3 separate regions of the Mus musculus genome follow, and regions 2 and 3 are each linked to region 1. Evidence: chromatin loops called from intact Hi-C (ENCODE). Cell type or tissue: left cerebral cortex. All regions are shown on one strand. Each heading gives the region's core, and the rest is flanking DNA. Links, peaks and the distances in the headings are about the cores only. Region 1 overlaps Gm35274 (a long non-coding RNA gene). Region 2 has its middle 240 kb from the start of Gm35274. Region 3 has its middle 220 kb from the start of Gm35274.

The links. Peaks named below come from ENCODE experiments on the same cell type or tissue, not always from the same donor. Only the 100,000 strongest peaks of a DNase experiment are listed, where the experiment ranks them.
Region 2: a loop joins it to region 1, with 15 times the contacts of the local background. A loop is called at or near these places in 2 of 42 quality-filtered maps.
Region 3: a loop joins it to region 1, with 3 times the contacts of the local background. A loop is called at or near these places in 2 of 42 quality-filtered maps.

What each region holds. Positions count from the first base shown.
Region 1 is chr12:97,729,537-97,736,858 of GRCm38, forward strand. Gm35274 (a long non-coding RNA gene) reads right to left here. Exons shown (of 3, transcript XR_381819.2): 3 at 5,914-6,300. Among named protein-coding and RNA genes, the nearest start is that of Gm35274, 7.0 kb to the right of the region's middle. In left cerebral cortex, for the core only: no CTCF peak of the experiment used is centred there; a DNase peak (open chromatin) is centred at 2,819.
Region 2 is chr12:97,498,938-97,506,259 of GRCm38, forward strand. No RefSeq gene overlaps it. Among named protein-coding and RNA genes, the nearest start is that of Gm35274, 240 kb to the right of the region's middle. In left cerebral cortex, for the core only: no CTCF peak of the experiment used is centred there; a DNase peak (open chromatin) is centred at 2,703; H3K27ac peaks cover 1,203 bases.
Region 3 is chr12:97,517,223-97,524,544 of GRCm38, forward strand. No RefSeq gene overlaps it. Among named protein-coding and RNA genes, the nearest start is that of Gm35274, 220 kb to the right of the region's middle. In left cerebral cortex, for the core only: a CTCF peak has its summit at 3,581; no DNase peak of the experiment used is centred there.

The DNA.
Region 1 (7,322 bases), core at 735-5,734:
GACTTACATCTGGACCTCATGAAGGCATTTCCTCATGGGAGGCTCCTTTTTCTGTAATAACTCCAGCTTGTGCCAAGTTAATACACAAAACCAGCCAATACAGAGAGTATAGGTACTTCTGAAGCGGAGAGATTAAAGCAGAGACACTACTGAATACAATGAGCCCTTCCCACCCAGACATCAGACACAAGCAAGGTATTTCTATCAAATTAAGTATCGCCTTTATCTTGATAGTAACCAACAGATGTCTAATTGAACTTATAACCCAACTGTTAAGCAGGAAGGAAATCATGACACATGGAAACCTAGCCAGTACCCATGACCTAGAGGGAGCATGAATCTTAGAGAAGAGCCTACTACTGCCACTTTCTTAAATTAATATAATTCATAACTGCACTCTACATACTTATCTTTCTACCCACAGGTAAGTATAGCTCCCTTTCCTCATCACAGAAGCTTCTCTTAGTAGCAAACAGAGAAATCTACCACTGAAATCTATAACTGATAAAAATTCAGAGAACAATAGATCATAGTACATTCCACCCCTATTGATACATCTACAGCACAAGTCACACATTGAGGGAATATCTTGGAAATGGTTACTGAAAGATTATAACAGTCAAAGGATCTGGAAGCCTCTTGTGAAACTGTCTTCTAGAAATGACAGGGAAGCTACACTCATGATAACTCAACAATACAGCTGCCTACAAAGACCTGAGCATCAACATCCCCTGACAAGCTAATGAGAAAGGCACGTCCCAGGGCTCCACCCCTAGACAAAGAGCTGAGCAACTACGGACTGCTAGAGATAAAGAATTATTCTTCCCCGGGGAAGTACTTCCTAATGGGTTTTAATTCCAAGAAGTTGGTCCTGAAATCATATACATACAAGTAACACTAAATGAAGATCGAAGTTTGTGTTTCTAAATTTAAGCATATGCATACACGTAACAATATTAGAGAAAAAGAGACTACGAGTTTGAGAGAGATGTTAGAGAGATATGGGAAGAGTTTGAGGGAGAAGACAGGGGAAAGATAAATATTTTCATTTTAAAATTTGTAAAAATTTAATTTAAATGGGAAAAAAAGGGAAAAGAATTTTGTGAGGGCTGGAGAGATGGCTCAGTAGTAAAGAGCCCTGACTGCTCTTCCAAAGGTCCTGAGTTCAATTCCCAGCAACCACCTGGTAGATCACAACCATCTGTAATGGGATCTGATACCCTTTCCTGGTTAGTAGGTGTATATGCAGATAGAGAACTCATACACAAAATAAACAAATAAATCTTAAAGTTAAAAAAAAAATCGTGAAGAAATTTAGCCTTTTAAACCCTTTAGAACTGTTTTGAGTTTTGTTTTGTTTTATGAAGGATGTACATTATAACAGAAATTTAATAGTGAAATAGAAAATGTTAATAATAAGAGAAAAATAGTCAGTAGTCAAAAATTAAGACAGATAGAGGGTTGTACCATGGCTCACAAGGATACTGAGAGGACAACTCTTCCTCCTAGTTCCCCATCCACTTCCCCTTGGAGGGTGGGGAAGATCTCATTTGTCTTCCACACAATACTTTATACTTTCACTATTGAAATACTTCAATAGTGCTCAAACATGTTTCTTCTCAACAATTTATCTATACCAAGAGGAATGTCAGACACTTATCTTTCTCCTTCATTTGGTCTTGTTTTACTTTATTAACTATGAATTCCAGTACTTTCCTAGTGTGTTTCACTCTCCGTGGAATCCTTACTCCTCACCACAATCATACTTCCATCTGCCTTGCTCTGTACCTGATCCCTATGAGCATTTATATTTATTTCTCTAGGGATGCAAACCCACCAACTCTGCAGGCATGCATGAAAGGGGAACTTGTAATCCCTCCATCTAACCTTCCATCCCATTGGCCACCCGACTTCCTGAGTTGGCTTTGTATCATTGAGTGACTCAAAATGGCACAGCCCAGCTTTATTTCTACTGTACTTGTTGTGTGTGCCCGGACCCGTGTATGTGGGCATGTGGAAGACAGACAGCTGCCTTGGGCGACCTTCTTCAGAAAGCATCATTTGCCTTGAGTTTTTAAGAGAGAAGTCCTCCATTGGTCTGGAAGCTGGCAACATAGCCTAGGCTGCCTGGCCACTGAGACAAGGAAGCTGCCCGGCTCTGCCTCCCCAGTGATGTGATTGATTACATGCCTGAGCTCCGACACTCAGGAATTTTTTTTTTTTATGTGAGTTCTGGATGACCAAACTCAGGTTCTTTTGCAAGACATTCACTTTACGAGCTGAGGTATCAACCAATAAAGATTTTCATTAAGTATTAAATTTGGCTTCATATCTTTCTTTCACCTTCCCCTGAACTTTCAAGTTGCTGGAATATTGGCATTTCCTGGTCTAACTGCTTAAGCGGCATTCAAACCTTCACTATGAGAAGACTGACACGTTGGCTTGATAACATCTGCATTTCTTGGGTCAGAGGCAAAGAGAACAATTTCACTTGCTTCGATTCACACTTGTGTGGTCCTGTCTTTATCCCTGTCATATTCAGGGCAGTCATTGTGGCTCGTACCCCTATCCCATAGGTGAAATGGCATGTCCCGATAATTATCATCTCTATTCATGCATGATGCCATAAGTAACACTGGCTCCCCTTCAAGGCATCCCTGCTGAGCGATACCCACTATGTTCACTGATGCCATTAGCCAAGTCAGGGAATTGTTGCTATGAGAGCCCTAGGATGCAATGCCCTCCTTGCTAACTATGATTTGTGGTACCATATGGTGAGAAAGAAAAAGAAACCATGATTTTCTGGCTCTCACCTCCCATCTACATGACTTATTTTTGTTCTCCTTGATGAAAGTCTCAAGTACAGTGCTCCCCCCACCCCCTTGCCACTTCCCACCTGCTCCTCAGATGCCATTCGTCCGTCCCCCTATAATTTCCCACACTGTGTCTCGATGGCCTTTCCATTATCATGCTCTTAAATCCACCTGCCACACACATATTGATATTTTGTTATTTTTCTCCACACTTCAGGATTATGGGTTGCTCTTTCATCTTGGTTTTGAATTAATACACCCTTCAGAGGCTTCAGGGAAGCTGAACTGTTAGCTCTCATTTCTGAGCCCATTAGAGCTTATTCACTGATCCCTCTCGTTGGTCTACCTCTGCTATTCATGGTTGTTTTGTCCTTTTATTTTGGGCTCTTCCCTCTTCCATTCTTAGGCTGATAGACTCAGTTATTTGGTGATCAATCGCACTTCAATTACCTCAGCTTTTAAGGCTGGATTCGAATGGTCACACCCCACATCTCTTCTCTTTGATACACAGTCTGCTTTGACTGAGTTCATGGTTATTACACCCGCTTCTAATTGGGCTCAATTGCTATTTCTAAGGGTTGCTTTGATTTGGGGGAGCAGTCTCATGCCATGCTGAACATTCTCAAACAGAAGAGACTCATCAGATCCTGCAATATGTAGTGTCTGTGGTGGGTCTGCCAAACCATAAGTCATTGAGGGTGAGAGGTAGTCTTGTCTACGACTTTAAAATAAGTAAATGTAGAACTTTCCCAGGTACATATTTTATAACACCGTATTTATCTATTTTCCCATAGATAAAACATAAAAAATAAAAATAAAAATACAGTGGCCACTCAGGAAACCAACTTTCTTGCCTATATTTATGACAGATCAATAATAAATCCATGTTATGCTGAAAAATACCATTTCTTGTTGAGGCAGATTCTTAAAATTGCAAGCATGTGTGTTTAACTATATGGTTCCCACTAAGGGACAATGAGCCATCCAAGAAGGAACTGCTGCTGGAATATGGGCTTTTAATTTTTTTTTATTGTTTTCCATTTACCCTGAACATTTCTTCTAGTTTATTAAAATTCAGCAGAGTTCAAGAAGAAAAATACAAGGCTGACAGAATATTATGAAATGGAGGTTGTTTTTGTTTTATACTTTATTTGTAGCTGTTTAAACAGCTCATACTAGCCAAAACCTTGTCTGGGTCTTTCTGGATACAAGCAAGAAAACAGAAACCACTACAATTATTTTAAATAGATAAGATTAAATGAGGCATTGGTGGCAGCTATAAACTGGAGCTATAAGACAAAAGCACTGCTGGGTCACTGAGAACTCCAGAAGGATTCCCACCAAGGTGCATTCCATAGAAGACTAGTCATCTCACTGGGTTTATAGGAGTCTGACAACTGGACCTTCTCTGGAGCCATGCGCTATGGTTACGATCAGCCTTCATTACTGTTTCTAAGTCTGCTGTCATTCTGGACCTGAGATATTGTCTCATTGGAATGTGTGTCTGGCCTGGCTGTGCAGGTTGGGCCCCAAAGTTTCTAACTTTGTTCAAAGGAAGCAAGCTGTTAAACTGTTTACATCCTATGCACCCATTATGCAGGGAGTGGGCCAAATGTAAGATACTTTGTTTTCACCCCAAGTCATTTCTGGCTTATCATAACTTGGTCAAAGACTTGGGGGGAGAAAACGGACAGTTTTACCAGTGTGGTGAATCAGATGCTATTAGCAACCTCACACAGGAAGATCGTCAAGAGTCAGATTTCCTCAGACAGAAGGAGTGGGGTAGCATCCTCTGAGCTCAACATGGACTCCTCTTCATACAAAGACAAAACATTTAGGAGTGATTAACTGGGTAATATGATGATCATTTGTGACCATCCTCTCAGACCACAGCTTAACGTTGTTTTATGACTGGATGCAGCTATGAACTCGGGCTATCTGTCCCTCTCCAGAGTTCTTAAGTACTGCCGTCAGACCCCTTTAGGTCCCACAAACAGTAGTGAAAGCATCTGTCTAGAAGCATGTCTCTCCAGGAAGCCATCAGTGCATCGAAAGGTGTGAACCTCATATTAAATTCTGTATCCTCGGGATATGCTCACTGCCAGCCAGGCTGCTTTTGAACTTTAAAATCAGCCCCTAGCCTTCTATTTAGTTGCCCCCAATAACAACTTCCCCTTCCCTTCAAAGGAATAGGATGTCAACAGAAGACATTTATGCCCTAAAATAGATTGAATTTCCTAGCTTCTTTCCCACCTAACTACAGGCTTGAGATTGAGTCAATGCCTGTGAGTAAACAGGACGCATGCTATTCTGGGATCTTGTACTTGAAGGGATTGGACATGAAGTTCACTATTTGTTTGCTTGCTTTTCCTTATTATTGCTGCTGAGAGACAGTGAAGGCAGCAACAGAAAACTCAACTCTCCATACAGTATACTGTGGGTAAAGAGGGTAAGGCTGCTTACTGACTCTGCACTGCTCGGTCTTCTGATGGCCTTGTGAAGGGCTGATAAATTCCAGCTCTCTTTAATCCACTGTATATTGAATGTCTTTGTTAGCTCAAATGCCATCTGACAACACTGAAATTCCAAACTCTAGATGGAAATAGTACCAGTTAGGGATAATCAGGAGACAAATGAAACATATACTAAGTAGAATAAATCACAAAAGATCCATTTATACACAGATTACTAAAAGGACGAATCTTCAGTAGAAATCAGAAGAAAAGCATAGAGCCCCTAGACTAACAATATCTGTGTAATTGACACTTTGTTCCCAGAACTGAGTTCAGGGTTCAGGTCGCATTTATTCATATTTGAGGGACAACTGGATTAAAGAGTCGGAATCACTAAGAGAAGTGGCATTCTTCAGGGAAGATATCCCAGTATCAGGTGCCTCAAAAAGCAAACACCACGTGACCTGGATCTCTCTCTCTCTCTCTCTCTCTCTCTCTCTCTCTCTCTCTCTCTCTCTCTCTCTCTCCCTCCCTCCCCTCCCCAGGACTCGTCACTACAAACTGAGAGTTCAACTAGAGGCTGAACACATAGGCAACCTCTTAATGTAATTGTTGCGATGAGAAATTACCAGAAACCACTCAAAGAGAAAAGGGCTTATTTTGTTTACACTACCACATCACACTTATCACTGAGCAATGTCAGGGTACAAACAAACACCTGGCAGGAACCTGGAGGCAGAAGCTGATGGCTGCTGAAGGAAGGAGGTCACAGAGGAGTGCTGCTCAGCTGCTTGCTCGGTTTCCTTTCTTAAAGCACGCAGGACCATCTGTCCAGGCCCCACCCACAATGGGCTGGGCCTTCCCACATAAATTACTAATCAAGAAAAAGTTCCATAGCCTCACCCACAAGGCACTCTGGTGGAAGCATTTTCTCAATTTTGTTCTCTCTTCCAAATGACTCCAATTATGTCCAGATGACAAAAAACTAGTCGAGCACATACATACCAACCCCAGCTTCCTTGGGCAGAAGCAGCCTGGAAAAAAAAAGATAAAGATTGGTTTTGAATGAACACATGAAGCTACATGGTCAAAGGCTGTCTCTGACAAATAACTGGCAAATACGGGTACAGTGGAAACGGCACAAAGATCTCCTTTTCTTGCCTCAACTATGTTCTGAGGCCTGGTTTGGAACTGGGTGGAAGCTGCTTCCTCCTGGGGCTCACAATGCAGTGACTGAGCCAGGGAATAATGAAAGGAAGGTCCCTCGTACATCACCAGGGTGCCAGGTACAGCAGTCTCATCTCACAGTCAATCTCAGAGCAGGGGCTGGATTAGGTACAGTTTTCTTATCGTTCCAACATTTTCCTTCAGTATATCCATAGTGGATTTGGCCACCTTTTCCAGATCTTTCATTGAAAGAGATGAATCATGGTAGTGACAGCTGCCCACATGTTTACTAAACTCGAAACTCATCCTTTGTTAATTTCAGGCCCTTTGAGACACCAGTTAGCATCTGGCAGTGATCTATGGAAAATAATCAGCATAAAGTAGACCACACTGTCTGTCGATCCAGAGGTCTTGGGAGAAACGAAAGGGAGTATGAATCACACTGTGATAGAAATCTTATGAGATTTCTGGTGGCAAGCAAAAGTGACCAGATTTGACTGATAAACAGAGATCTTAGGGCCACCAGGAGGACCCCTGCAGCTGAAAGCATGTACTGCTTTAGCCTGGTAACATTAGGTTAATTCCCAAAATCACATAAAAGGCAAGGAAGATAACTGGCTCCACACAATTGTTCCTTGACACATATATGTACATACACACAAACTCATACACAAACACACACACACAAGCTCATGCTGTGAACTGTGCATGCTTACCTGGTATTCACATAAACAATGAGGGCAATAATAATAATAATAATAATTAATAATTTAAAAAAATCACTTTACTGAGGTGATTCCAGCAATGTACATGATTGGTGAAGTCTGGAAATCAGTCTGGCGGTTCCTCAGAAAACTGGACATAGTACTACCAGAGGATCCCGCAATAC
Region 2 (7,322 bases), core at 721-5,720, 230 kb before region 1:
CATAGTGGAGCATGTGTCCTAATTACCGGTTGGGACATCTTCTGGATATATGCCCAGGAGAGGTATTGCTGGATCCTCCGGTAGTACTATGTCCAATTTTCTGAGGAACTGCCAGACTGGTTTCCATAGTGGTTGTACAAGCTTACAATCCCACCTCTTTCTCCACATCCTCACCAGCATCTGCTGTCACCTGAATTTTTGATCTTAGCCATTCTGACTGGTGTGAAGTGGAATCTCAGGGTTGTTTTGATTTGCATTTCCCTGATGATTAAGGATGTTGAACATTTTTTTCAGGTGCTTCTCAGCCATTCGATATTCCTCAGTTAAGAATTCTTTGTTTAGCTCTGAGCCCAATTTTAATGGGGTTAGAATCTCAGGCCCTCTTCAATTTTTAAGGGATTCAAATAAGACCAAACTGCACTTTTGCTACAAGTATGCTGGGCTCATGGTTCAGTAACTCATTGGCTCAGGTTATTTGACTCTGAAAAGCGGCTTCTTGTCATATCCTTGATCTCTCCAGCTACCTCAGTTCTTTTGTTGACTCTTCCTTAAGACTCCCCTTTCTCTGCCTGATGTTTGGCTATGGGTCTCTCTATCTGTTTCCATTAACTGCTGTATGAAGCCTGTCAGGAGACAGTTATGCTAGGTTCCTATCTGCAAACATAGCAGAGTAACATTAATATTGTAAAAGATACACTCTATTACATGGGATTTGTCTCAGACTGGGCCACTTATTGGATGGCCATTTTCTTCAATCTCTCCTTCAAAAAGTGTTTTTCTTTTTCTTTTTTTTTTAATGAAAATATCCACATTCTTTTTTCTTCCATTCCAACAATTTTCATATTATGAAACTATTCCCAGAAGATATCAACTGTGGCAATATATTACTGATGTCCATAAAGAATTGTTGTTTTTCTTTCTAACATTACTACAGGTACTCAAGAGTAATTGTCCTGATTTACTGAGTATTTATGATGAGCCAACATACAATAGGTGCTGCGTGTTCACTGTGTTTCAGATGCTACTCTGTGTGATTTATATATGTTTCAACTACTCATTCTTTACATTGAGTAAACATAAGAAGAGACATGATTGCGCAAATCATGGTAGACAAGATATCTGCTTTCTCATCTTGATTATAAAAATCATGCACTTTTAAGTCCTTTTTAGTTTTTCAGGACAGGATCTCACTATATACCCTGGACTGGGGAGTGTTCCTGAATTGGGACACTTCAAGATCCTCTTGAACCAGTTTTCATAGCACAAATGATCGAGGTAGAAAGAACTGTACCCAGCTGCAGAACTACAAGGAAAAGATGCTAACTTGGTTCCTCTAACTCTCCTAAGACTTCAAGAATATCACAAGGCAGCAGTGGTAGAACAGCCCAGAGCTGTGAGACCATCTTAGGCAAAGGACTGATTACTAACCACATAGCTATTACATTTTGCTGCGTTCAGGTTTCTCATATATAGTTTATATTTCATTCTTTAGATTTAATTTCTCCCTTTTTTATTACTACTGTCAAATAATCTTGATAGAAAGTAAATAAATATTCTAAACAGCTCTCTCTTTATATAGCTCAAGTATGAGGCTACAGTCTCTGCACTCAAAACATATTACATTTACATTTCCTATATCACTATGTCTTTCAAAGATACCCTTTTTCTCAATTTGGACTTGTTCTCTTGTCTGTCCTTCTTTTCAGATGATAAATTATTTGGAAGCTGAGACATGTCAACACATACCTGATATCTCATAGGCATTTTTGTTAAAGTCTAAGATAATTAATCCCACCAAGTATTGTTACTCGTTGTTTTCTGAGATGATGGACATATTTCACCTGAAGGCATAACTCTACGACACAGATAGAAACAATTTTGAATAAGCAATCCCCTAGAAAAACACCTTTTGTAGAAAGGCTCAAAACATCTGATCAGCTTAATGGCTCTTGATATTAATGTTCATAATTTCAACATTGCAAGTTAAAAAATTTAAGCTATTTTGGCTTCTAATGGTTTCCTTTTTATTCACAAGAACTGAGATTTTGAGAGTTTGCTTCATACTAATATGTAGCAAGAAGAATGAATTTTTAAAAGACATACTAAAAATGATAAAAGAAAATTACTTTAAGGAATGTATGAAATATCTTAGTCCATATCTAAAGTGCTCATTTCTAGCTTGGGGGAAATTCAAACTGTAGCAATGTTTCAGTTCAAAACCATGATCAGTGACAAAAGCTACCCTAATACACCTTTGTTTTTATTTCTATCTGCTTTGCTCAATTCCAAATATGGCCCATCACATATAAGTTCCTTGTGCTAGTTCATGCTGCAGAATTCACATTTTTATCTACAATATAGCCTTGAAAGTCTTATTTCATCTCCCAAAAGAACCCAATCTCATTCTCCAGGCATGCCAATCTTTCTTAGGAGCCGAAGACCTCAGTGATAGATTTGAAAGCAAAATGAATTTTGCTTTTTGGCACTGGGAGAAAATGGCTTTACTTATGAATTTCTCAGCTACCCCAAGAAAAGACCCTGGGATCAAAACACACATTGAGATCCTTTAGCAAAAAGCAAATTGCTTGGTATGCAAATACTAACACTTCTCAGATCCAGAAGTGGGAAGTGATGTCTCCTGCCTTGAAGTCATTCTTAGGGAGGAAAACAGTTGGAAGAAAAGCGGAGCCAACATATGGCAGGTGTGACCAGCAGAGAAGTGAGTGTTGCCAGCTCAAACATCCAAAATAGACTGCCCTTGCGTCTTGTCATCTCCTAGAATAATCTCACATGCAAATCACCCATGTCTTGTCAGATCACAAGACAGTTGAAGCTCTATTTAATTTTATTTAGGGATAATCATAGCAAGCAGTACTTGGAATTATATGTCAGCATAAAATACATTTTATTCTCAACCAAATGTTTTATCAAACAAAAATCCACTCAAACTATAAAAAGGAAAATAAGTTACTATGAAACATGGAAATTTTTTCTTAAAAGTAAAATATACTTTTCTAAGTATATAATTGAGAATAAAATATAAAAGATCCGTAGTGAAATAAGATATCATATACATAAGTCTTTAGTAATCAAAATTAAGTGTAGGAAGGGTAATCCAACAATTTATTTTATGTAGACTTAAATTGGTATCAAACTATTATATTTTATCCATTCATCCATCTATTCCAGATGAATGGTTGAAAAGATAAGTGAAAAAGCAGAGATATGAATAGAATGTTCACTACAATTCCAGTAGCACAGTAAGGACAGAAATTCAACCTGAACATAAGAAATTTGTCAATTTTACTGAGTTCAAGGCCAGCCTGGTCTTCAAAGTGAGTTCCAAGACAGCAGGGCTCTACAGAGAAACCCTGTCTCAAAAAAATCAAAAGAAAAAAGGAAGAAAGAAAGAAGGAAAGAAGGAAAGAAAGAAAGAAAGAAAGAAAGAAAGAAAGAAAGAAAGAAAGAAAGAAAGAAAGAAGTTTGTCAATTTTAAAACAAGTAGTTTATAGCATGGCAAGGCCAACATAGTCAAAAGATCATTTATTATACTTCCAGATTAGAAGAGAGCCAGTAATATCATGAGGGGGTCACAGAAAGAAGCAGAAGAGGCTACAGGGCATATGGAACAGAAATGTCCGTGTTATGACCAGAGTCTTCAAAGAAACAAGCATATGAAGCAGAAGCAGGATTAGGGTTATCTAGATTGAGTAATTACAGCAGGATCGACACACAGATGATAGGTGGTGATTAGGGATGTCCATCTATAGTGTCACACTAACACAACAACTAATGTAGGTAAAAAAAAATGATGTGTGTTGCAAATGATACTATCCTACATCAAAAATGGATGTTGGATATACTGTAGGATCCTTTTTATATCTACCATTCTATATCTAGATGATATATAGATATATGATAGATGATAGATAGATAGATGATAGATAGATAGATAGATAGATAGATAGATAGATAGATAGACAGCATGAAGATGACAAGTAGCAATCATGTCAGCCAAGCAGCACAGAAAAAAAAACACACACACACACTCTGCTGAGTCATTGGAAAATTAGGATTGGAAAACCTATAGTGGGGATTATCCCTGGAAATGACTGATTATTTCTTCCTCAGCAGTCATCAATTGCTTATAACTTTTCATCTATGTGTAGAGTCCTGTGAGATTTTCCTAATCCGCGTTGGAACACCAACAACATTCACTGACAATAGACATGTTGGACCTATGACTCTTACAAATTTTACATCCCCTATTTTGTGATGTTTTCTGAGGCTTAGATGTAGGGCTGCATTGTAAATCCATTAACTGAGAATGGGTGCCAAACAGAACATGTTGGGATAGCTGATAGCCATTTAATTGTCTACTTGGACTTGAGGCATATTCAATAGGAGAGAAGTCATACCTTGTACTACAAACCTAGGCACCTATGTATGACTGGCAAGCTTATGAAATCTTGAGAAGAACCTGACATGTCCATATTCCTAAACCAATATAACTCCCAACTGCATTCAAAAGACCCATACACATATATGGATGCTGCTCTCATCCCTTGTTAAATATGCTTTATTCTTTACAGCATCAAGAAACAATTAAACATGTCCACAACTGATCAGAATCACGTAAACTCTTATTTGAGGGAAACTTTGAGACTTCTGAAGAAGCAGAGTGATTTGTTTTGAAAGACTTTGGTGTTCTTGACTACTTGTATGGATGGCAGTCTTTGAACTATGCCTTACTGGAAAACTGAAGGTAGGCTAAATGACCTTATCGTAGTTGCTATTATCTCATGAGAAATGTTTCACCTGGTGTTTCATTATGTTATCAAAGTCCCAGTTAAAAGTCTTAACTTACCAGTAGAAAATGGTAAGTTAAATAACACTTTTCAAGGCTATAAAACAGTCATTCTCATTACATGGTAATATTTAGCTCTTTGTTTATTTTTTAACAAAAGGGGGATTGAATTGAATAACTGAAAATTATGAATACTTCAAGTTATGGATCTGCTACTAATATTAGGAAAGTAAATTTAATTCTTACAACCATGCTAACAAATATTTGTTGGGGAATGAGAAACAAGATACAGAGAATTAGAGACTGTGGTGTGTCCATCTCTAAATGTGATGGCTATATCATATACCCTATACCTAAGTATCAGAAATCATCAAGAAGGAGAAGGCAGAAAGATTGAAGAGCCATATGCAATGATTGTCTGCAACACAACTATTTTCCAGACCTGACAGAAACATTGCACACATGAAGTCACAATAGTTGAAACTACATGAACATGATCTATATATGATCAAGCTAGCCAAAAATTCACAGATAGGTGTTGGGGGCCACATGAAGTCTCAATTCTACCTAAGGAGCTAATGTCAATGGCTGCTGGAGTGGATACGTGTCAGTTTTCTTCAGGGGCTGTAAATGTTCCTGTAGAATGTTCTATGGATATACAAACTGTACTGAGTAGACAGTAGAGTTAGAAAAAAAAAAAGAATATCAAGGTGGGAGACCCAGGTTAGGGGTAGTAGTGAATGAGCAGTGGTAAATTAGAAAACACATAAGCAGTATGAAATTCATTCTCAAATAGAAAAGTTTTAAATAAGAATTTTAAACATATTTGCAAGTCAACTCTGCAATTCTAAAATGCAATTCAAAGATAAGATAATATCAAAAACCTTGATATTATTTGTTCCTCTTTGTCTGCTTTAGTAACATGTCTCCTTCATCTACAGCTGGAGCTCCCAGTTCATATCACCTATATTCTGCTCTGAGCCCTGCATTATCACAACCTGTGGTTGCTTTAAATTTTCCTAGTTTCTACAGTATACTCAATCTGAAGAATTTGGACCTAGGAATTGTAGATGAGACAAAACATGTGTCATTTCTTTTTCTGGGTCTGGGTTATCTCACTCAGTATAACCTTTTTAAGGTCTATATATTAACCTTCAAGTTTCATGATTTTACTTTCTTTATACCATCTTCTTTATAGCAGAATAACATTCTGTTGTGTATATATACAACATTTTCATCATCCACCCATCTATTGGACATTTATGTTGCTTTCATTTACTGGCTATTGTAAATAGGGCATCTACAAACATGTCTGTCCAAGTATCTGTGAAGTACAATGTTGAATCCCTTGGGCATATGGTTTGCTAAGGAGTGTTATAGCTAGGTCCATAGATTTTTTTTGAGGGTGTTTAGTTTGGTTTGGAGGGATTCTCCATACTGATTTCATTTATAGCAATTTGCAATTCTAGCAATAGTGAAATAGTGTCCCTTTTCTTCACAACCTTGTTAACATTTATTGTCAGTTATTTTATGGTTTTATCCCTATTCTCACAGGTAAGTGTATTTACCACCCCTCATCAAAGAAACGTTTATTTATAGCCAATGGAAAGCATTGAAGAAGACCACTACTGGACACAATGCAGATATCAACAGGCTTTGAGGAGACTAGGCCAAATGGATGTATCTATATCACAGCTCCTGAAGCTTTGGCTCAAGAGGCATTATGAAATAGGGTTTGGATAGAATATAAGAACCAGAACACCAAGAGGTCTGCTGTGAAACAACTCTCCTAGAAATAGTTACACAACCAAGCACAATGGCAGTCTCAATGACATGTTAATGTGGAAGGGTTTCCTGGTTTGGAACACCACCCCAAGACAAAGAACTATAGGCAACACTTGACTTCTGGAAGACGAGGAGCTAGTTTCACCAAGAGATAAGTCTCTTTATTGGTTGGCTGATGCACTGTTGTCCATCTTGAAACAAACAGCAACAGACTCAGTAGGTGGTATTTTAGTATTTTTGTGTACACACACACACACACACATCACATATAATCAATGAAAAAATGCTATCAACTTGAAGGGGCCATGGTACTAAAGAAGGTAGCTGAGAGGAGCTGGAGGGAGAAATGGGAAGAGAAATGTAATTCTATTTTATTTTTTAATATTGAAAACATATTCTTCTCTTGTACATATCATATATCCCAAGTACACTGTCTTACTTTTTCCAGCTCCTCCAGTTCCCCTCTCTCCTGGATCCACTCCCCCTCCCTTTCTCTTCAGAAAAGAACAGGCCTCCAAGAGACAACCAAAGATAACAAAACAAAATACATATGAAACAAGGCAAAAGCTCTCACACTAAGGCTGGAAAATGTGGTAGGTATACACTAAAAAAAAAAAAAAAAAAAAAAGATATATAGCTGGCTCTAGAGTTAGATTGATTCCTAAATTTCTAAGAAGCCACTGTAGTGATTTCCACAGTGGCTGTACAAGTTCGCAGCGATGGAGGAGTG
Region 3 (7,322 bases), core at 1,036-6,035, 210 kb before region 1:
CACTCACCCACACCCACCTCACCACCCTGGTGTTCCCCCCCACACTGGGGCATCAAGTCTTCACAGGACAAAGGACCTCTCCTCGCACTGATGTCAGACAAGGCCACCCTCTGCTACATATGCAGATGGAGCCATGGGTCCCTCCATGTGTGCTCTTTGCCTTCTTAAATGACTGCAGACAGCTTCTATTCCCTAACACCTGGGGAATCAACAATATCACATTTCATCTTATCGGAGAGCCTCACCCCAATGGTTGATAATTAAATGAATAAGAACTTGAAATTATATGAAAAGTGTAAAATTAGGATGGTGCATCTTTTCCTTTGGAGTTATTAAGTTAGAAAGTTATATTCACACATTTTGGCGGCTTCAATGCCTGATTCTTTCCCTGCTCTCAAAAAAACCACAAAAGGTCACACTGCATTCATCACAGATGAAGGACTGTTTTTAGAGCTATATTTAGTTACCTCATTGGAATGTCACTGCCAGAATATGGTCAAGCCAAAAGTAATCTGTCAAGAATGATTTAGTTAAGTGTAGTGTACATGCCTCTAATGCCAGGAGTTGAGATGCTGAGGCAGAGGGATAATGAGTGTGGGACAAACTTGGGCCAAATTAGAAGTTCCAGATTGATCAAGGGGGCATAGTTTCACCATATTTTTACTTCCGAACACTAAGAACTATCCTTTTGTGTTACTTGGTTTAACTAGAGAGTTGTTATAATTGTAATTTTGGTCATTCATCTTAGGAAAAGCTTCTATACAGATTCAAAGTGAAAAGAAATAGGTCAGATGCGTAGACTAGGCCATGATTTTTTTTTTTTAATGAGAAAGTGTTAAAGAAACAGAGGAAGTGGTGAGGGAAGCTGGGCTTGTAGATGTTTAAGTGATCTTCATAGGAAGAAGACATAGGAGAATATTCTAGAGATGCAGATCATTCTTTATGTAAATATAAATATCTATCAAGTTATAGGAAGGGGCAAGATCACCTAGCACTGCAAAGTGTCCTGGAAACAAACAAACAAATAAAAAGAACCCACAGTGAAATCAGGAACACTGCAGTAGTGACATTTACTCTCCCATACATAAAGAGGACCAGAATGAGATCACTAGGGAATGTTCTCTTTTACTTGATTTTGTAATTGCGTCCTGATTAAAAAACAGAAAAGAAAAGAGAACAGTAAAATATGAGAGTAGGAGAGCTGATCACGTCAGTTTTCTGTTTGCCAAAGCAAAATACCAAAGAGTAGGTAGTTTAATTACAGGCTGTTTTTTGTTTGTTCATTTATTAGGCTTATTTTTACTTCTGAAGACTCGAGACTCATGACCAAGGTATCTTCTTCACCATTAGTTCCTCCCAAGGTTGCTTTGCCTGCCTTCGTAGTCAACTGGTCTTTATTATTTCTTTGTGTATCTTAATGTCCTCTCCTTCTAAGTAGACTAGTCAAATTCAATTAGGGAAGACCCCACTATTTTTGTTTGAGTTTAATTGTTCATCTAAAACACAATCTCCCAAAACAGCCGTATCTTGACACACTGGGTGTTAATACTTAAGTATGTTATTTAGAGTGATACAGCTGAGCCTATGATGCTGGTAGATGAAGAAGTTGCATTTGTAAGGAAAGAAACGAGCACTGCGAGGATCTACCTACTTGAAACTGACCAATAAACATTGACTGTAATTATGATAATACAAATAACCTCATGGGCATTTGTTCCTTTCCAGTAGAGCAGACTGATATCATACTTAAATATCTGGGGTTTACTTCCATTGGTAACACCAAAGCTGCTTCCATTCTTACTCTCTGAATCCATAAAGATTATATCTAATTCAGTCATCAGGTACATGCCAAAAAACTATCATATGTTAGACACCAAAGTATTTATGAAAAGAGAATCTTATTTATAACATAAAAATATGCCATTAAGCTAAACTCAACACGTTTAATTAATTCACCTTCTTGTGTTCTCTGTTGTTCTGTGCTAAGCATTTTAATGCTTATACTTACAGATTATGTCAAAATATTGTGTCAAATTAAAAGTAAAACATATGCTATGATTTCTTTTGGCAAACAGTTTACTTCACTTGTTTTGATTCATGAATACTTGCTCATTGGTGGGTTCTGTCCCTATTTGCATTACTTAACTAGGTTAAAGCCCTATCTTCGAGAAGTCTAAATATTTTATATTTTAAAGACACTCTCATGATACGTAAGTGTATGTTACAGAAAATATATACTTTGAATGGAAATATGCATATATGTGTATGCATATGTGTAGATATATTTCTATATCTGAGTTGTAGATAATAGAGAGTAAATTTTTAATATGATAGATTTAGCTTCCTAAATAAAGCATTAGTAAGATATATTTGAAGATATAATTGATAAATTTAAAACTTGATATATTTATAATTAACAAGGATAAAAATCTAGGATCATTAGTTTTATTTCTGGTCATGAATCTTATTAGATATGTGAATTTATAAAGAACCAAACAAAGAGGAATGGCACCTCTTCCGTAGCTGAGAGTCATTAATTCTTTGTTAATGCAACACACTTTGGCTCTTCGGGCATTATTACAATGAAGAATTGTGTTTTACAAAACAAGTCAAGAAAATACATTAAATCATGACCCCTTTCCTTTGCAGGACTCCAGTCTAAGTGCCCTGAAATGAACTTTTTAGTTAATTAGTATTCCTCTGTTTGTCAGTTCAAGTAATTACTCTTCTCAATTTAATTGAAGTGTTATAGTGAGGTGCTAAGAGCTTGGGAGGAGAGCCACCTGATGAATTGAGTTCACTGGAAACAAAGCAGAGAGTTGCCATCCAGAGTCAGTGGAGCAGCCTGTTGGAAGGTGAAGAGGGGTAGACAAGTGATGGGAAGAATTAACATCTCCTGCTCCAGTAATTGTGTTGGAAGGATGGGTTTCAAATATCCATTAATTTAAGTGGTCTTTATTCCATCATTAAGCAAACAGCATATTTGGCACCAGCTTTTTCATACATTTAGCACAAATAGACCATGGAGTGCGTACATGCCCTTGGGAGTAATTCTTACAGGATACATCTGTGCCCCTTGTGCCCGATGCCGATGTAACCAAGGTTGGATGATTACTAGGCAAGCTCACAAGAGCACTGCTGCTTCTCCGGGGGGTGGTGTGGGGGATCAGAAATGAAGCTTTTCACCTCTTAGAGCTGAAACCTCAAGGCCTGTTTGTTCAAGGGTAATATGTCCCAGAGAAAATGGCTTGGTACCACTCAAGCTCCTACAATCCTGAAAGTTTTAACTTAATAAATCAAAAATAGAAATGTCATACTCTCCAGGGTCTAATCACCATCACTAGCCTCCTTGAATCTACTCCCTCCCAACAATATCTTGGAATTTCTGAAATTGGAGTATCTCCTAACATTTTCCTGCTCTAACCCCTTGCAAAGACCGATAAGTTAATATTTGGTTAAATCTCAGACATTAAAAATTATTATGCCTCAATAATCTCTGAACACATAAATGAGTTTTTTTTTCCCTTGCACGTGTCCTATTAGATGGAAAAAGAGATGTCAGGTGATATTGTGTGTCTCATCTCCTTTAGTTTTCTCCACAAGGGGATGCTAATATGCCAGTATTCTTATGTAGATGAATATCATAGTTCTAAAAAACATCTAAGACTGGATTTTATTCATTTATTGAAATAACCAATAAATATCCATTTTGAGTTACTGTAATAGAAATACACACACACACATTGAATACTCTAATTAGGGAGCATCCTGAAAAATAATGGTCCTGACTTCAAACACAGATCTAAAGCTTGGGCCCTGAGGCCATGCTGCTTTGAATTGTCAAAAATAAAATGAGGACATTTGACTCTTCTGGCTAAAGCACACGGCACTGAAACAATTAGCGTAAACTCTGCTGATCTGTATACAAATATCATCCCCTCCAAAAACAAAAAAGCATGAATAAAAATGGATCTTGATACCTGTAGTACCCAGGAGGCATGGGTCTCCATCAGTGCCTCTTTGAGACCCTGCATCTCTATCTAATACTTTCCATGGCCATGTATTCTAGCCCATGTGCCTCTTTTTCAGAACCTAGTATAAGCCCTTCAGTTTGAGAATAAGCCATGGTGTCATGGAAATGCCCATACTCCAGTATATTGCATTGTTGATTTTGACTTTGTCAGAAGATAGAACCTAAATATCCCTAGGTATTTAGGCTGCTATTCCCAAAAGTCAATTAACCAGTAGTCATCTTGACATGAAGTGTCCAAAATTAACAGTTTCATTCTTAAAACCATGGTGAATTTCAACCTTAGACAAATTAGACTTTAAAAATTACTGAAGTCAGGACTGGAGGGATGGCTTAGAATTTAGGTGAACTGGCTGCTTTTCCAGAAGACCCAGGTTATATTCACACCATCCACACAGCAGCTCACAACTATCTCCAGTACAATGTAACCCTTCCTCTAGTGTATCAAGAATATCAGACACTCAGGGGGAACTGACATACATGCAGAGAAAACACCAACACACATAAAAATATGTAATTACATTAATAGATCTAATATAGTGCCATAGTAATTATATTAAATATTGCTTAGTTAGCACACCTTTATCTTACATGAAAGTATTAGTATAGATATACCAATGGGAGAGAGAGAGAGGAGAGAGAGAGAGATGCAAGAAGGTCCTAGAATGTTTAATGCTTAATGCTACATTAGATAATTATTTTAGAAGACCAACATTAAATTGTTGGGCAGAAGAAAGCACTAAGTCAAAAATCTGACCAAAATTCATAGCTGAACACATGACCCATAATAAACAATTTCATTTATGTCCTTTGGTGATAAAGAAGACTAATGTTGGATCATGCCTATATTTTGAGTGCCAGGGCATACAGTATATCCTGTAAATGTTTCTGTAAACTGCCTTTGCTTCTGCTTCTCTTCACCATCACTGTTTTCTCATTCCACCTACTTGTCTTGCTTGTTGTCCTTTTCACATTGCATGCTATATACAGAGAGGCACCTTAGTTTATTCTGGATATTAAGGAGGACATAAAGGCATTCGTTAAAAATTAATGACTGAAACTCTGCTGTGCTGGAGGACCCTGATAAGGTGACCTCAGCCAAATGACTGAGGTAACATCTTCAATGACAAATTATATGGATGCCATATTCCCTTGGTAGACGATGTGATAAAATGATAATTTACCTCCTTGGTGCTCCCGAAACCCATTGCCCCATTGCAAACATGGGAGAAAGTATCAGACAAATCCTAAAGAAAGGAAAATTTATAAAATAGTTGACCAATAAGTATTCTTTCAAACCACCAGTTCTGAAAAACCTAAAACAAAGAAAATGTTGGAGAGTCTCTCACAGTTAGAAAGATCTTAGAAAGATTATATAACTAAAGACAATGGGGACATCCAGGACAGGTATGAATGGAACAAGACCATGGGCAAAATCTAGAAGAATTTGATCAAAATATAAATTCCTATTCATAATGGTCACTGCTATTTCATTAATTATAACAAACTGTTGTCATTTAAAGCAATAATGATGGGGAAACTGCAGAGTGTCTAGAAACTCTCTTCATGCATTAGTTATTATAAACCCATTTAAGATAGAGGCATCTATAAGAATAAGCAATAGAGTCTGATTATTGTAGATACAAGATGACTGACATCCTGCCTGTGGTGTGGTTTTGGACAAACACTCTGGCTTACAAGATTATGTTTCCTGCATCTCTATGGGGCTGGTATAAGTAAATGTTTTTTAACAGAAGAAACATATCGCACAACTAAGCGAATTTAGAAAAGAATGTTTTGGAGACTCCAGTGAATAAAAGGCAAAGATGATGATCAGTTCGAGTGATCATGGTGTGAAATTTCTTCCGAAGTATGACAGACTACTCCAGTGAAGGAAAGAGTACTCAATCAACACTGTCTGGCCCACGTCTTCTGCATCCCATTTCCTAACAAAGGCAGAATGCAAACACCTTGTGAAGAAAGTGTCTTATGTCCCATAGGAATCAACTTCAATAATATCTTAGTGTCCGTAAGCATAGGACACCTGCTCATTCTACTTGCTATTTATTCATAAGTCCCTCCTTCCGGCTTCTTTGAGAGCTCTCTGGCACCTTGACCCTGGCAATATAATCCACAAGTTTTTATGGAAACTAGTCAAGTTTACCTTCCGGTTTTCACTCTGTTTGTCTAGTTTCTTTGGTCTTCAGATTTCTATACCTTCTATCATCTCAAAAATAAAAGTGGTAATGCAAGCCATATTAATAAAGATGTCAGCTTGCTGACCTTCTGGTAGCATAAACAAGGGAATTTACAAAGGAGTAGGTGGGTCTCCTATTATATTACTCCATTCAAACACTTGGAACATGTCTAGGTTTTCTAGCTTTTCACATGTCTTTCTCCACATATGAACTTCAAGAGCACAGACCAGATGGAATGTCAGTCTTCACATCTGTTCCAGGTGGAGGAATGGATGAAGTAAAGGTAAGAAAGACAGCAAACACATGTCTTCTATTTAGTATAGAAGGTTTTGAGGAGACGTTTAACCTCAGCTCAGACTATTCCTCTTCGGGAATGCTGCATGCTTCGGCAATAGAAGTCTTTTCTCTAAAAGGAATAAAGAAAATCCATCTTAGGACATCTCTCGAAGTCTCTCACATAATTGTAATCTTTTTCTTAACACTTAGAACATGATTTTGAGGTATTATATAAAGGCCCTGGGAAAATTTAAGCTCTGTTCACAGCTCTACTATATAGTAATTATATGACCTTGGTTGAATCACTTAGCCACTCTGAGATAGTGCTTTCTCAATTGCAAAATGAGATTGATAATTTATTCTCTTTCATCCTTAAATAGCTAAATTAGGTAAATGAATGAGAAAAGGGCCCCGTAACTGACAGTGGTAATGACTTTACAGATATAGAATGATATTACCACAATAATCCATTTCGTTCTTCTGATTTTATCTGTCTTTGTCCAGAACCCACCTGCCTGCCTTAAAGAGGCACAGAACTATTTATGAATGATACAGTTTTATAAATGCATATTTCTTTGACTCTAAGGTATAATCATATCAATAAAACCCCTTAAAAGTGACTCAGAAAGAAGTTCAAGTAGCATTGAATAGTCACATTGTTCACTACACTTATTCTAACTTCAGAAACCACAGCAGAGTTAAATGAGTCAGCACATTAAAAAGTAAAATATTTTTAAAAGATCAAAGATAATTTTAAAAAGTTTTAAAAGTTAAATATACATGCAAACTAGTAAAAAAAATATCACTACAAACACGCA